Regions from separate parts of the Homo sapiens genome. Here regions 1, 3, 4 and 5 are each linked to region 2. A link is a contact called in ENCODE Hi-C or POLR2A ChIA-PET data. All regions are on one chromosome and are shown on one strand. Each heading gives the region's core, a stretch centred on a gene start or an enhancer-like site at or near the end of the contact. The rest is flanking DNA. Distances are from core to core; before and after follow the strand shown. Region 1 has its middle 52 kb from the start of C9orf50. Region 2 overlaps PTPA (protein phosphatase 2 phosphatase activator). Region 3 has its middle 62 kb from the start of LINC00963. Region 4 has its middle 29 kb from the start of LINC00963. Region 5 has its middle 56 kb from the start of LINC00963.

Region 1 (2,700 bases), core at 5-2,504, 430 kb after region 2:
AGCCCTGACCTCCACCCACGCTCTACGATCTGTCAGCACCACTCTGCTAAGACCTCCCAAACTTCCGCACCCCCGCAGGCTGACAGGGCTGCAGGTGCCAGCGCTGACCTCCCGCTGCTCCTGTTCCTCTCCTTCCGCAGGCACCCCTCGCCCCCCACCGCCACCTCCAGCCGGGTTCTGGGGTCCTCCTGGGCCACCTGCTTACTGTGTGTCCCTGGACACGGCGTCTCCCCTCGCTGAGTTAGTTTCCTCATTTGTAAAACGGGGATATGGCCCGTCTCCTAGAGTGACCGGGAAGATCGGTGGTATCAACGCAAACTACAGCCCGGCAGCTTCCAGGCGAACTCACTTCTCAGGACGCCTCTCCTGCTGTCCTCTCAAAGCGGGGGACGAAGCCACCACCACCCAGTTTACAGATGGGGAAACTGAGGCTCAGGGAGATCTGGAAACCTTCCCGGGCAGCTGGGCTCCGAACCCAGGGCTGCGAGCACAAGGGCTGGCTCCCGCCCCCGGCCCTGGTCCCTCCTTCCCCGGGGCATGGCCCGGCCGTGCCAGGCGCTCGGTGACAGCCCCCGCGGGGGAGGCCGGGCTGGGAAAGGAGAGGGCAGCGGGCGGGGGCGCCTGGCCGCGCGGGGTCGGCCGCGGGTCGATACGGCGGCAGGATGAATGGGAGAGGGGAGCGCGGGCGGGAGGAGGAGGGAGGAGGAGGGGGAGGAGGGAGAGGCCGGAGCAGGGGGAGGGCCCGCCCCCGCCGCCCCCCAGGCCCCCGCCCCGCCCAGCGGGCTTGGCCGGGTCTGCAGCCCTCAGCGCCAAGCGCGGCCCCGCGGCCCCACCGAGGGATCGATAACTAATTTCACCGCGGCAGCCGCCCCAGTTTTTTCCCGATAATTGCGCGCCGGCAGCTGCGAGCAAGGCCCCCAGCCCGGCGCGCAGCCCCGCCCGCGCGCGATCAATTGACACCGCCACCGGGCGGCAGGAAAACTCATTTTTCTCTCCCTCCCCGGCTCCGGGTGGGCGCGGGCTGAGCTCTGCCAAGGGCCGGGGGCTACGCGGGGCCGGGGCCGGGGCCGGGGCCGGGGCCAGGCCAGGGAGGGAGGGCAGGGCCCGAGGAGGGGGCGGGGGCGCGGGCGCGGGTGTGGGAAGGAGGCTTGCAAGGAATCCGAGGAGGCGGGGTGCCTCAGTTTCTTCACTCTACCACAGGGGCGTGGCCGAAGGCGTCAGGGACGTGGGGTGCGGGCGGGGCTGTCCCAGCCCCTCTCAGCTGTTGGCGGACTGGCTGGCTGGTGGGAGGAAGGGCTAAGTCAAGCGCCACGGCCTGAATGCGTGGGTTCGACTCTGGACTCCCACCAGGGACCACTGTGTGAGGTTGCATCCGTTCCTCTGGACTCCCACCAGGGACCACTGTGTGAGGTTGCATCCGTTCCTTCCCTTCGTCTCTTCCTCTCTGAGCCTCAGTTTCCCCATCTTCTGAAAGGGGCCTGGCATATCCTGGGCAGGCAGATGGTGCATCAGAGGCAGTGATGCCCACAAGGAAGTGCTCCCCACAGGTGGCTTGGAGGAAATCCTCCTTCCTCAGCACTCATGGAGGCCCCCTGTGGGCCAGGCACTGTTATAGGCCTTCCGGGTGAGGACCAAGCAGTGACCACAGCTGACAAAACCCCTACCGTTGTGGAAGGAACATTCTACTGAGGCCATGGACGTACAATACCCAAGTAAGCAGTGAGAAGATGCCACTTGCCATGGAGAAAAATGAAGCAAGGTCAGCAGGACAGGGTGTGGGGTGCAAAGGCAATGCAGCCCCCAGGACCCATGGTGGGCCTCACCCTAGGCCCTCCTTGCAAAGCTCAGAGCTGCTCACTCCCAAACTGCCGGTTGTTCAAGGTCATGGGAAACCTGCAGACTTGGCATTTTCCAATGAGGATGGCCAGGAGGAGAGAGACCAAGAGGAAGGAGAAGCCAGGAGGTGGGGTGGGACAGTCTCCCTCTGGAAGAGTCCATAAGAGGGCCAGAGAGAGAGAGAGGGGTGGGGACTGGAGGGCACCAGGGCAAAGGGGGTACAGTCAGAGCTCCAATGGACACAGTGTCCTGGGGGGTCAGGTCAAGAGAGACTTGGGTTTGCTGGCCTGGTCCCAGCTGGGCCAGTGAGGCCCAGGGAAGGGCAGGGGCTCGCCCAGCCACAGTACTTATGGGGGACAGAGATGGGCTCCTAAATCCTGCCACCAGGCACAGAGAAGGGCAAGAGGGGCCAGAGAGGAAAGGAGGAAAGAGACTCATGGAGCGGGGGTGCCATTCTCTGTTTAGAGGGGTCAGGAGCCCCAATTTGCTTCCCAGAGGCCAGCTAAAGCTTCCTGGGAGCACCATGGGTGGTGCTGGGACTTCTACAGGACTCAGCATGACTCAAAGGGCCCTGGGGAATGTGTTCTGTTCCCCAGTCCCCCACCCCCCAGCTACCAGAATGACAGAGGCTCCCCGATGGAGGTGGGTAAGCCGGGCAGGGGTGGCGGCCTAAGGCTGCTGGGGAAGTGGGGTGTTCCAGGACTGAGCAGACCTCCTCCCCCGCCTCGGTTTCTTCATCTTAAAAATGGAGCTGGTGTTGAGGTGCTGAGGTTCTGTCAATCTTTCTTCCCTCCAAATTCCTGGCACGCCCAACCCCACGTCTGGGTTGAGAGTAGTGACTCAGCAGAAAATGAAGGCTACTGC
Region 2 (2,713 bases), core at 151-2,650:
ACTGGCCTTGGTGACTGCTGCAGCAGGTCTGAAAGGGTCGGGGCGGGCGGAGGTTTGTGGGGGAGGGTCAGCATCTTTCGGTGGGGCCCCACAAGGGTCTGTAGAACCATGTGCTGTGGATGTGTAAAATGAAACCACCAGAGGAGATGGAGCGAACTTCTGGTGCAGACAGCTTTTCTGTCGAAGGGACACGTCTCTGTCAGTGCCTGAGGACGTGGGCCCGAGCAAAGTGCTGGAGTGGGAGTGCGCAGGCCTGGCCTGTGGTGGCAGTCACTGGATAGCCAGCCCCACGGCTGGGTTCTGGAACTGGAAGTTATTGTCTCACCAAGGCAGGATTCCTTGCAGTGGGCCCTGGACCACTTGTGCGAGATCTCCTAGTGTGTTTGTTAAAACGCACATTCCTGGGCCCTCCATCCCAGCTTATTGCATCAGAATCTTAGGGGACAAGAGCCAGGAACCTGCATCTAAACACACGTGCCAGGCGACTGCACAGGAAAGCTGGGGACCCTCTGCTCTCTGGACCTCTCTTGAGGGAGGTGTTAGGACTTCTCATCCTCTCTGCCATCCCCATGCCCCAGTTTCCAAAGGGCGCCCTCGCTCAGCTATCTGGAGAGGGTTTGAGAGTTCTATCCCTCCTCAGTCCCTTTCCCGACACCAGCACGGATGTCTGCTGCCTCAGTGAGGTTCCTAGCAGGCCTGTGGATGCTGGCCACGGGGGCTGCTCTCCGTCCGGGCTGTGTATTCTGAGCCCCCGACGAGGTGGAGAAAGCTGGGTTATAACCAGCAGCCTTGGCTCCAGGCTCTTCCTGGTCAACATTCGGCTCAGGCTTCTGCCAAACTCCAGAGGCCAGAGGGGAATGACACATTTTTTCCAAGTCAGCAAATGGAGCCGGGACTGACGGCTGGGCGGCCACCACTTCATTCCCGGAGATCTGCTGCCCTCAGCAGTGTGGCAGGCCCAAGGTCGGGAGGACTTGGGGGCAGCCTGGCTCACTGCCTTGAAAGCCAGTCACGCGCTGCTCTCTGTGGAGTGGAATGTGGGGGTCTGCGGAGCCCTGGGGGACCTCAGGATAAGCTGGAGGAGCAGGGTGGGAAGAAGGGTGCAGATGCCACACTGAGTTCTTGGGTGTGGCTGAAAGGCTGAGCTGTTTGGGCTCCCCCGGCGGCTGGCCAGGCCTCTGGGTCCCTGTCGGTATTCTAACTAGGAGGCATGCCAGGCCTGGCCTCCAGGATTTTGGGAATTGATTCCATGGTAAAATTTTGTCTTTAGTTGGTTGGTTGATTTTGTTGGTATAAACACCCCAAAAGCTTTTCCAAAGTTTGGGACCCAGTTCCTCCAGTAGAGGAAATCTCAAAGTAGCCACTAGGTGGCAGGAGAGGCACACTGAACTTGGAGAGGGTTTGGTGACATTTATTTGAGGCAGCAGAAGGAACAGGGAGGGGAGGGCGTGCCTAGAGTTGTTGGCTGTTCCGCACCTTCTCCACAGGTCCGGGTTTTCACTTTGGGTCTAGGCTCTTGGGCATGGTGTTCAACAGTAGACCCTAGGAGGAGTGTGCCCAGGAGCCGGGGTGGCTGCAGCAAGGGCCCATCTTGCCACGTGGCCGCTGGTTGCAGCACACGTTGTGTTGGTTCTCCAGAGCGCCCACCCTCTTCCACCTCGGAGCAGTGAGCAGCATTTTGCAGTCCCTAGTTGGTGAGTGGCCTGGCCTAGCTCACTGGGGACCTGGAGGCTTGCATGGAGTTCTGTACGCCTTGCTTGGGAAGGAGGCAGTGTTTCCTCTGGAGACCCTGGATTCACCATGGTGCTCTTTTAACTGGGAGATTAACTAAAACACCGAGAACTTGGGAGTGGAATCAGGCAGCCCTTTCAGGGTCTCATGCCAAGACTGCCCTGATACCCGTGGGCATCCTAGGTGAGGGACCCCACCTTGCAGGGCCTCTACAGCCTCTGTAAATGCAGCCCTGGCGCCTTTAAGAGCCCAGGGCAGGCAGGAAAAGAATTTCAGTTTCAATCTGGCTTCTAAATTTGGAGTTTTGGGAAGGGAGGGATCAGATTTCAGCTGGAAGGGAAGGAGCTGACAGGAAGGCGCTGTGCAGAGCCTCCCCACCCCCGCCCATCCCCCCAGTTACTGACAGAGGAGCCATTTACAAAAGGCCGATTCTCTGGGGAGTGGAGAGGCAGGAACGCAGCGTCTGTGAGTAATTTCCTGCTCAATATGGCTGCTCTGACTCACACGATTCCCCTGGGGTCACTGCGGGCTGCAGCTCGCTCGCTCATTCTGGTTCTTTCTCTTCTCCCTTTGTGGCTAGAATGAGCTAATTTTTTCTTTGTCTTCCAGCCCCGATTCCTTTTTCTCCCACTCGTCTGTTTTCCTTTGCCAGAGTTACAGGCAAAGGACTGTAACCTCCCTGAAGGACTTAGGGAGACCCTGGGGTACTGAAGGCCTGGGGGCAGCCTGCAGCCCCTCCAAAGAAACTACCTCTCTGGCCTTTCTGTGTGTAGGGGCCCAGGGCCACTGGAGCTCCAGGACATGGGCCTAGCCCTGGCTCTGCCAGAGGCCTTTTGAGGATCTGTTCTTTGGCCCTGGTAGGCGAGGCTGGCCAGGAGGCAGGGGCTCTTGTCTTCCAGTGCCCATCTGCCTGCCTTTGCCTCGGAGCCCTTGCCGGGCAGGCCCCTGGCAGACAAAGCCGACAAAGCCGACAGGGTGCCTC
Region 3 (2,725 bases), core at 192-2,691, 410 kb after region 2:
TATTTATGCACTGGGCTCCAGTATTTGCAGGCTTCTTTTAGAGCCTTAATAGTAAACTTTCCCAACTGGGGCTCACACCCATGGTTGTGCTTGAATGATAGTGGTCTGACATGAGGGGGTTAGAAAACTCGGTTATTCTCTGATGATGCCTGCAGGGCTGCTGGGGAGTCTGTCTGCTCAAAGGCATCGATTCTAAGGACTCCAAATGGACCCTCGGTTCTTGTCCAGTCTCTGTCCTCGTACTTCCTTCCATGCTGGAAGCTTACTAAAAGGGACCGTGTATGCCAAGAGCTACTGGTGTTATCTCCTTAAACCCTCCCAACCTAGCCCCATGAGGTGGCGCCGACTGACAATTCTATTCCCATTTGACAGCTGGGCCAGCTGAGGTTCCAAGTATAATTTGCCCAAGGACACACCCAGCCAGGAAGTGGAAGGGCGGAATTTAAACCCAAAGCTACTGACTGGACTCCAGAGTTCAGCTTTTACCCTCCTCCCTGGGCAGCCTCCACTCTGCCTGCCAGGGCCTGAGTTCTCAGAGGGCAGGGGCTGTTTCCGGCTCAGCCCAGGTGCCGTCCAGGGCCCAGTGCAAGGCCCAGGACCTGGCTGGTATCTAGGTGGCACCGAATGCATTCAGTCTACTGACAGAAGCAATACAATGTGTGTGCGTGACAGAGAGGCTGTCAGACACACAGGAACAGAGGGAGAGGAGAGAGAGAAAGAGAAAGAAAAATAGGAGGAGGCTCACGGGGTAGGCCGGTGTCTGGTCCAGAGCCCCTCAACCCACAGCCCAACCAGAGAGGAGGACCCCCGGTGCTGGAGAGTGGGACACCCGAGCCTACCCGCGGTGCTGGGCCCTACTCAAGGCTGTAAACCAGAATGTAGAGGTGGTAATAGGGAGCCGCAGATGGTCCGGGAGCAGGGGAGTGACGCAGTGCGGTGCCCACACCACCTGATTGGGTGCAGAAGACACCAGCCCAATCCCACGAGAGCTGGGCGGACCCGGCGGACCGCGAGGGAAGGAGGGGGTGGGCGCAAGTGGCAGCCCTCCTGCCCGTGTCAGAGCCCACGCGACCGCTCCAGGCGGGCTCGTTCTCGGGGGAGAGGGGACGGCCAGCGGGAGCGGCCGGACTCTGGGATTTGGGGAGGCCGTGGGGGAACGGTTCACTGGCCTTCTGGGGCGGAAAGCGGGCGAGGCGACCCCCAAGAGAGCCCCGGCCGGGACGCGCGGACCCCAGAAGCTCGGGCGGGGGCGCCCCTCGGAGGAATGTTTCCGGGGCCCGGACCGCGCCGCCGCCGCAGCCTTTCCTCCCTCTCCCCGCCCGGCTCGCCGGCCGCCCTCGCGCCCCCTCCAGGGCCCCCTATCTTCCCCCACCCGAACCCCACATCACTGCCCTCCGGGCCGGCTGCGCCCAGGCACTTGGTGCAGATGTAACCTCTCCGCGGGCCCCGCCTCCGCCGGGAAGCCGCGCGCGGTTGCCAGGAACGCGGCAGGCGATCGGAGCTGGACGGCGGCCCGGGCATCTCGGCACTGGCGGCGCTCGGCCCTCCTGGGCGGCCCTGGCCCGGCCCTCTCCCCACTGGCGCCGCTGCGCTTGCTCCGATTCCCTCCGCGGGGCTGAGCCTCTCCACCGCGCCCCTACCCTCCGATTCCGGTCTCTTCCGCTGCCTCGGATTCTTTCCCTCCTGTGTTCCCGCTCCTCCCCGATCACCTCCTACTCGCCCCCTTTCCTTCTGGAGCAGAGAGTACAAGAAAAGGGGTTCATCCACCCCACTCTTCGCCAGCCCGCTGTGGGGTGGTTGGGGTCCCCATGTCCCCCTTGGTAACACCTTCCCCACCGTCTCCCCAGGATCTCAGGAGCCCCCTCTCCCTCAGACAAACAGATCTTAAGCTGGGCTTTGTGGATGACCTTGGGTGGGGGGTGTCCCTGAAATTCTGTGTCACATTTGGGGTGCATTTGTCTGGAGAGAATCCAAACATTTCATCGGTTTCTCAAAGACACCAGTGGTTAAGAAAGGTTAAAAAAAAAAGCAGTCCCAGGTCGGGCGCGGTGGCTCACGCCTGTAATCCCAGCACTTTGGGAGGCCGAGGCAGGCAGATCACTTGAGGTCAGGAGTTCAAGACAAGCCTGGCCAACATGGCAAAACGCCGTCTCTACTAAAATACAAAAATTAGCTGGATGTAGTGATGCGCACCTGTAATGCCAGCTACTCCGGGAGGCTGAGGCATAAGAATCACTGCAGCCTGGGAGACCGAGGTTGCAGTGAGCTGAGATCTCACCACTGCACTCCAGCCTGGGCGTCAGGGGGAAACTGTGTCTAAAAAAATGAAAACAGGCCAGGTGCTGTGCGTGGCTCACAACTCTAATCCCAGCACTTTGGGAGGCCAAGGCAGGCGGATCACTTGAGGTCAGGAGTTCAAGACCAGCCTAGCCAACATGGTGAAACTCCGTCTCTACTAAAAATACAAAAATTAGCTGCACGTGGTGGTGCATGCCTGTAATCCCAGCTACTTGGTAGGCTGAGGCAGGAGAATCCCTTGAACCTGGGAGAAGGTTACAGTGAGCTGAGATCAAGCCACTGCATTCCAGCCTGGACGACAGAGCAAGACTGTGTTTCAAACAAACAAACAAACAGAACACCACAGCCCCAGTGATGCCTCCCATGCACCTTACTAATCTATGCAGCACTTATTTATTGAAGACCTACTATGCTCCAAGTGCATTCT
Region 4 (2,700 bases), core at 190-2,689, 320 kb after region 2:
TGGTTCTGTGAGATCTGAGGCAAGTCACCACATCTCCCTAAGCCTCATTTTTTTCTATCTGAAAACGGATATAATAGCAGCATTCACCTTCCAGGATAGCCAGGACATCCTATGATAAAACGCATGTGGGTCTGGCGTGGTGGCTCATGCCTATAATCCCAATACTTTGGGAGGCCATAGCAGGAGGATCACTTGAACCCAAGAGTTTGAGACCAGCCTGGGCAACATAGGAAGACCCTATCTCTACAAAAAATTAAAAACAAAACAAAACAAAACAAAAGTCCCAGCTACTCGGGAGGCTGAGGTGGGAGGGTTGTGTAAACCTGCGAGGTTGAGGCTGCAGTGAGCCGTGATCATGCCACTGCACTCCAGCCTGGGTGACAGAGCCCGACCCTGTTTCAAAACAAAACAAAACAAAAACCACATGTGAGGCCCAGAGCAGGGCTTTGCGGGTGCTCAGGGAGGCAGAGTGGCTCTTGCTATCACCTCGATCCCTTGATCCAAACCACTCCTGCTTGTACAAACAAGTGTCACTTGTCCAAAAGCCTGGGTGCACAAAGGTTTCCCACAAAGGGAAGCTTCCAGAGAGTCAAGAACCCTGGGGAACAGGCAGGCTCACAGCCACGGCTGCTGCCTCCAGTGCGGTCGTTCTGTGGCCTGAGAGCGTCACGTGCTCCTCATCCTGGACCATCAGGGGCTGGCGCACCCATCAACAGCTGGGTGACCCTGGACCAGTGGCTTCACGCCCCTGGTCTTGGTGTCCTCACCTGTGAAACACGGGCCTGAGAGTTACCGAGGAGCTATGCAGTTTGTCTCCATATCACCATCTGGCTTGCCCCTAAGCCCCCTTTCGCCCCCTACCCCCACAGGGGCGAGGTCAGCACCCTCTGCAGCTGGAGCTTTGAATGTGGAAGCCTGGGGGAGGTTCTGGGGCTGACATGGGTGCTGAGCTGGGATGAAAGCACAGAACGCCTGGGGGGAGCCCCTCTCCCTCTCCCAGACTTTGCTCCCAACCCGTCCTGAGCTCCCCTGCTGGAGCCTCGAGGCAGGCCGAACTTTGCAGCCCTGTCTGCCCACGGTCCCTCCTGCTGTGACTCCCTGCAGCCTGCATTTCATAGTCAGTAGTGGGGGTGGGGGATCCTTGCTGTGGGCTGGAGAAGTCATGGGGCCCTCCTCACAGTGGAGCCTTAAGAGATTGCCCCTATAGCCCCTGCCCCCGGGGGACCCCGGATGCTTCGCTGATCCAAGGGGCACCCACAGAGTCCATGGAAGATTAGGCAGCCCCAGTGACGAGGTTGTTGGATCTGTGCCACTCAGACCTGAGCTCGGGAGAGGTGCCCGTGCAGAGGGGGTAGGATGGAGGTGCCCCAGGGGCAGCAACAACAGAAGGTCCCAGCTCCCTCCAGCCCTGGGCTACTTCCTCTCCTTCCCCAACGGCTGCAGACTCTGGTTAAAATGGCACCTCCGCCATCTGTCGTCCCTCCCCCACCCCGTGGGCACGGCTGTGACGGGGGGCTGGCTGGCCTCGTAAACAGGCGGCTGGCGGGTCCCCAGGGCCGGCGGGTGATAGGGCTTGTGCTGGCACCGAGGCCCAGCCAAGAGCTGGAGCCGGAGAGGCCCCAGGGCGGCCGAGCTGGGGGGGGTAGGCAGGATACCAGGTAGCAGGAAGGTTTCCGCGCCTGAGGGGGCCTGGGTGGTGCCCCAGCTACCTGGCCGCTCCGGGACCTGTGGGGCCCCTTCTCCTAAGTATGCCCACCCCATCCCCAGCATCTCCAGTCCCGGCCCTCTCACATTCGCCTCACCGCGCTTCTGCTGCGCTTAGAGAATCTTAAATCAACACTGGGGTGTGAGAAGCTCCATGGAGCCCCCTAACTCCCCCGCCACTGCAGCGTACACCATGCCGTGGGGATCCTTGCTTTACAACCAGGGAAACTGAGGCCAGAGATCAGGGAGGTGGGAAGGCTGGGCGTGGACCAGAACTTTCCTCCACCTGGTTGCCAGCTAGTGGCGGTTGTGGGGTGAGGGGCTGTCCCAGGGGCCAAGCTCGGGGCCCTGACACTGTAAACAAGCCTCCCAGCCTCAGTTTTTCCATCTGGGGAATGGTGGAATCAAGGCGGCTGCGGAGGCGGGAGGGCTGTCCTGTGAGCCAGAGAGCACTGGGGACCTGCCGTTCTCTCACAGTCCCCTCACCTCTCCACGAGGGAGGACTCGGGGGAGCATCCCGGGAGGGGCTAGGGGTGGGCGCCAGGGGTGCCTGGGAGGGAATCTGTCCGGGTCAGTTCCCTGGCTACCCCTCCCTCCCCCTACCACGGTGCTGCCGGCCGCCCCCTCCTCTCTCCCGCCTTCTGACTGCCAGCTCCTCCCCGCAAAGCCCTCAGACCCCAGCTGCAGGGATTTACAGCTTTGACCAGCAGCTCAGCCTCCCCCTGCTCCTCCTCCCTCCTCCCCCGCCTGCATCTCCCCCCTCCAGCCTCCCTCCCTCCTCCTCTCCATCTTTCCCCTCCATTCTCCTCCTCCCTCCTCCTCCCCCCTCTCTCCTCCCCTCCCTTCCTCCCTCCGCCCTCCCGCTCCCTCCCTCCCGCTCTCCGGGGGAAGAAAGGTCACCGTGCAGCTGATTACTCAGAGCTCAGTTGCTGTAGCAACCGGCGGGGGAAGTGGGACAGGCTGGCTTTGAGGACGCGCGAGGTCGGCCGCGGGCGG
Region 5 (2,700 bases), core at 4-2,503, 290 kb after region 2:
AAAATAAAATAAATCCTCCCTAATGCAACCAGAGCCCATGCTTCCCTGAACGTTAAGAGATCTGGAGGCATCTCCCAGGAGCCTCATCAGCTTGGGAACACTGGAAACTTCTGGAAGGAATCAGGTCATTTCTCTACCTGGCAGGCCAGAGGCCGTTCTCGGCACTCTTTATTGGCTGCTCACCCTTCGGGCTGAACCTGAAACATCATGGCGGTCATTGGAAGTAGACACCGTCTTCTCCCTTCCAGAAAATAAACTGAGCCTCAGAGAGGGCAGGCTGCTTGCTCAAGGTCACCCAGTCAGGCCGTTTTCAGCTCAGCTGGTGTTTGAATTCAGCACTGTCTGATGCCAGCCAGACCTTTAACTGCCACTCTTCACTGTCTTGTTAAAAGCAGGCTGGGCCTGGAGCTGGGGCTAGGGATGAGGATGAGGCTGGAAAAAGCAGACACATTTAATGAGGTGGCTATGACATCCAGCCCTAGACATCCCTGAAGTGGATGAAGCCGGCCTCACCCTGAAGAAGAGCATCCAGGAGCCCCTCTGCTGTTCCCCAGCTGTATGATCTTGATATCTGTATGTTCTTGATATCTGGGCATGGGGTGAGGCAGGGGTACTGGGTCCCGCTATAACCGCTACAGGACCTTTTCGGCATGATGCACGGTGCAGTGGGCGCACCCCACAGTTGTACCCCGCATTTCCCGCTCACGGCTCTAACCCTCAGCTGCATTCCAGTCTGTATCACCAGAGCCCAAAATGCAGCCTGGGGACTCTGGTTGCTCTCCCCTGCTTGGAAACCCTCTGTGGGGGTCTCTGTGGGGGCAGGATGGCTCCCAGGGTGGCAGGGCACAGAGACTTCGTTAAGCTCTCTGCCCTCCCATCCTCCTCGCCTCCAAGCAACTCCCTTCCTGGCCTGCCGCGGCTCTTCCTGCTTCTCATTAGGGCAGAGTTGCTGGGAGCTGCAAGGTTTAAAATGCTGTGAGTGTAGCACAGTGTTCACCTTTCATCTCCCCAGTTGAGCAGTTTCCCAAGTACTGCTTCTACCATTCCTCTCTCCAGCTTCCTCCTCCCCATCGCTGGGTCTTCGGGGCCTGTTGCAAGGCCCCTGGGATGGCCTGGACTTTCCTATGAGTTCCTGTTGTCCCTGGCCATCTCTGAGCTTGTTGGGCTGACTGTCCAGCTGAGCTGAGCGTTGCTGTTCCTGGCAGGGACCTGCCAAGCCACTGGGCCTTGGAGCAGGTGTGCACCCACGGTCCACTGGACAGAGCCTGGCACACCCTCGCTGGCCTCCAGAACACAGCGTGCTCAGGGGCCATACCGCCTGGGGAGCTGTAACACACTGTTCCAGCTCCTCTGGGGACACCTTAGCAGGTGGGGCAGGGACAGCAGGAGGCACAGAGAGCCTGGGAACATTCTCCCAGTGCCAGGCCCTTGGGACCCAAAGTGCAGGCATCTGGAACCATGCTCGCCTGCCCCTGGGCCATCCACCCCCACTGCCGTTGATGCTGGCTCCTGGCAGGGGCTGCCTCTCCTCCCTATTTTCTGGGCTACCAGCTGGGCCTGGGTGCATGAGACCTGAAGGATTCTTGGGCATACTCCCAGGGACCTTTGCAACTCCCAGAGAAAATTGGGGGACTGATAACAACCATGCCAAGTTTTTATTACAAAAACAAAATGAAAACCACACACATTAAAAATCTCACCATCCGAACGGATCATTTGAGGTCAGGAGTTCGAGACCAGCCTGGCCAACCTGGTGAAACCCTGTCTCTACTAAAAATATAAAAATTAGCCGGGTGTGGTAGCGGGTGCCTGTAATCCCAGCTACTCGGGAGGCTGAGGCAGGAGAATCGCCTGAATCCTAGAGGCAGAGGTTGCAGTGAGCCGAGATTGGGCCACTGCACTCCAGCCTGGGTGACAGAATGAGGGGGATCACTTGAGCCCAGGAGTTTGAGATCCACCAGGGTAACATAGTGAGACCCATTTCTACAAAAAATAAAATTATTTGGGCATGCTGGCACACGTCAATAGTCCCAGCTACTCAGGAGGCTGAAGTGGGAGGATCGCTTGAGCCCAGGAAGTCGAGGCTGCAGTGAGCAGTGATCACACCAGTGCACTGTAGCCTGGTCAACAGAACAAGACCCTGTCTCAAAAAAGGAAAAAAAAAAATTCTCATCATCAACTATCCCATCATTTCATGAAATAAATTTCATTTTAAAGCCCAAAAAGTATGAAGGACATAATCTTAGAATAAAGGAAAATCCTCCCCCAAAAAGCACATCTGGTGACCACCACACACCGTGTCGCATGCTGGAGGCCTGAGAAAGCTTTGCCACAGCCAAGCACCAGGCACTGAGTCCTAATGGAGCACTTGGGATCATCTGTCCCAGGGTCACTGTAGCCATCAGTGCCTGGCAAACACTTTATGCAAAACAATGGATTTTCACCCATGTCCAAACTGTGGTCTGTAGGGTCTGGGATCCTCCCTCAGGCCCCAAGATGGATGAATCTGCCAGAATTTGCATTAGTCTACAGACAACAGAAAACTCCACCAAGCATGGTTTAAACAAATGAAAAGTTTCTTTCTGTGTGTGGAATGTGTTGAGGGAGGTGGTCTGGGGTTGTGGCAGCCTTGATACAAGAGTTCCCAAAGATCCAGGTATCCTTGGCTTCCTCCTTGCCACCTTGGTGTCTGGCTTTTGT

What was found. A loop is a pair of places that touch in the nucleus more often than their neighbours do. ChIA-PET counts read pairs that join two places held with the same protein, here RNA polymerase II (POLR2A). Pooled maps may share reads with other maps.
Region 1: a map of IMR-90 shows a loop between it and region 2 (13-fold over the local background). The contact joins two enhancer-like sites. A Hi-C loop is called at or near these places in 6 of 168 maps with a recorded cell type or tissue (HCT116, IMR-90, PC-9 and 3 more) and 12 of 50 pooled maps. POLR2A ChIA-PET finds 5 or more read pairs at or near these places in 10 of 52 experiments (A549, AG04449, AG04450 and 7 more).
Region 3: a map of G401 shows a loop between it and region 2 (4-fold over the local background). The contact joins two enhancer-like sites. A Hi-C loop is called at or near these places in 1 of 168 maps with a recorded cell type or tissue (G401) and 6 of 50 pooled maps. POLR2A ChIA-PET finds 5 or more read pairs at or near these places in 6 of 52 experiments (A549, HCT116, HepG2 and 3 more).
Region 4: a loop to region 2 is called in a map of CD8-positive, alpha-beta T cell, with 17 times the contacts of the local background. The contact joins two enhancer-like sites. A Hi-C loop is called at or near these places in 4 of 168 maps with a recorded cell type or tissue (CD8-positive, alpha-beta T cell, GM12878, chondrocyte and 1 more), 13 of 37 single-sample maps with no recorded cell type and 21 of 50 pooled maps. POLR2A ChIA-PET finds 5 or more read pairs at or near these places in 18 of 52 experiments (A549, A673, AG04449 and 13 more).
Region 5: a loop to region 2 is called in a map of endothelial cell of hepatic sinusoid, with 4 times the contacts of the local background. The contact joins two enhancer-like sites. A Hi-C loop is called at or near these places in 1 of 168 maps with a recorded cell type or tissue (endothelial cell of hepatic sinusoid) and 5 of 50 pooled maps. POLR2A ChIA-PET finds 5 or more read pairs at or near these places in 2 of 52 experiments (PC-3 and activated CD4-positive, alpha-beta T cell).

Annotation. Positions count from the first base shown.
Region 1 is chr9:129,568,161-129,570,860 of GRCh38, forward strand. No RefSeq gene overlaps it. Among named protein-coding and RNA genes, the nearest start is that of C9orf50, 52 kb to the right of the region's middle. RefSeq lists enhancers at 1,654-2,517, 2,518-2,700, 2,530-2,700. Within about 2 kb of position 1,255, at least 29 of the 41 ENCODE cell types and tissues checked have a DNase peak (open chromatin) inside an H3K27ac peak, as active enhancers do; they include HCT116, IMR-90 and PC-9, where a contact is called at or near this core.
Region 2 is chr9:129,137,956-129,140,668 of GRCh38, forward strand. The region is part of intron 8 of PTPA (protein phosphatase 2 phosphatase activator); the gene reads left to right. Among named protein-coding and RNA genes, the nearest start is that of PTPA, 28 kb to the left of the region's middle. RefSeq lists enhancers at 533-1,160, 1,629-1,718, 1,791-2,418, 1,839-1,888, 2,179-2,338 and 1 more. Within about 2 kb of position 1,401, at least 41 of the 41 ENCODE cell types and tissues checked have a DNase peak (open chromatin) inside an H3K27ac peak, as active enhancers do; they include A673, CD8-positive, alpha-beta T cell, HCT116 and 3 more, where a contact is called at or near this core.
Region 3 is chr9:129,548,895-129,551,619 of GRCh38, forward strand. No RefSeq gene overlaps it. Among named protein-coding and RNA genes, the nearest start is that of LINC00963, 62 kb to the left of the region's middle. Within about 2 kb of position 1,442, at least 26 of the 41 ENCODE cell types and tissues checked have a DNase peak (open chromatin) inside an H3K27ac peak, as active enhancers do.
Region 4 is chr9:129,457,877-129,460,576 of GRCh38, forward strand. No RefSeq gene overlaps it. Among named protein-coding and RNA genes, the nearest start is that of LINC00963, 29 kb to the right of the region's middle. RefSeq lists enhancers at 810-859, 1,236-1,757, 1,758-2,278, 2,410-2,700 and a silencer at 2,673-2,700. Within about 2 kb of position 1,440, at least 34 of the 41 ENCODE cell types and tissues checked have a DNase peak (open chromatin) inside an H3K27ac peak, as active enhancers do; they include A673, CD8-positive, alpha-beta T cell and endothelial cell of umbilical vein, where a contact is called at or near this core.
Region 5 is chr9:129,431,603-129,434,302 of GRCh38, forward strand. No RefSeq gene overlaps it. Among named protein-coding and RNA genes, the nearest start is that of LINC00963, 56 kb to the right of the region's middle. Within about 2 kb of position 1,254, at least 6 of the 41 ENCODE cell types and tissues checked have a DNase peak (open chromatin) inside an H3K27ac peak, as active enhancers do.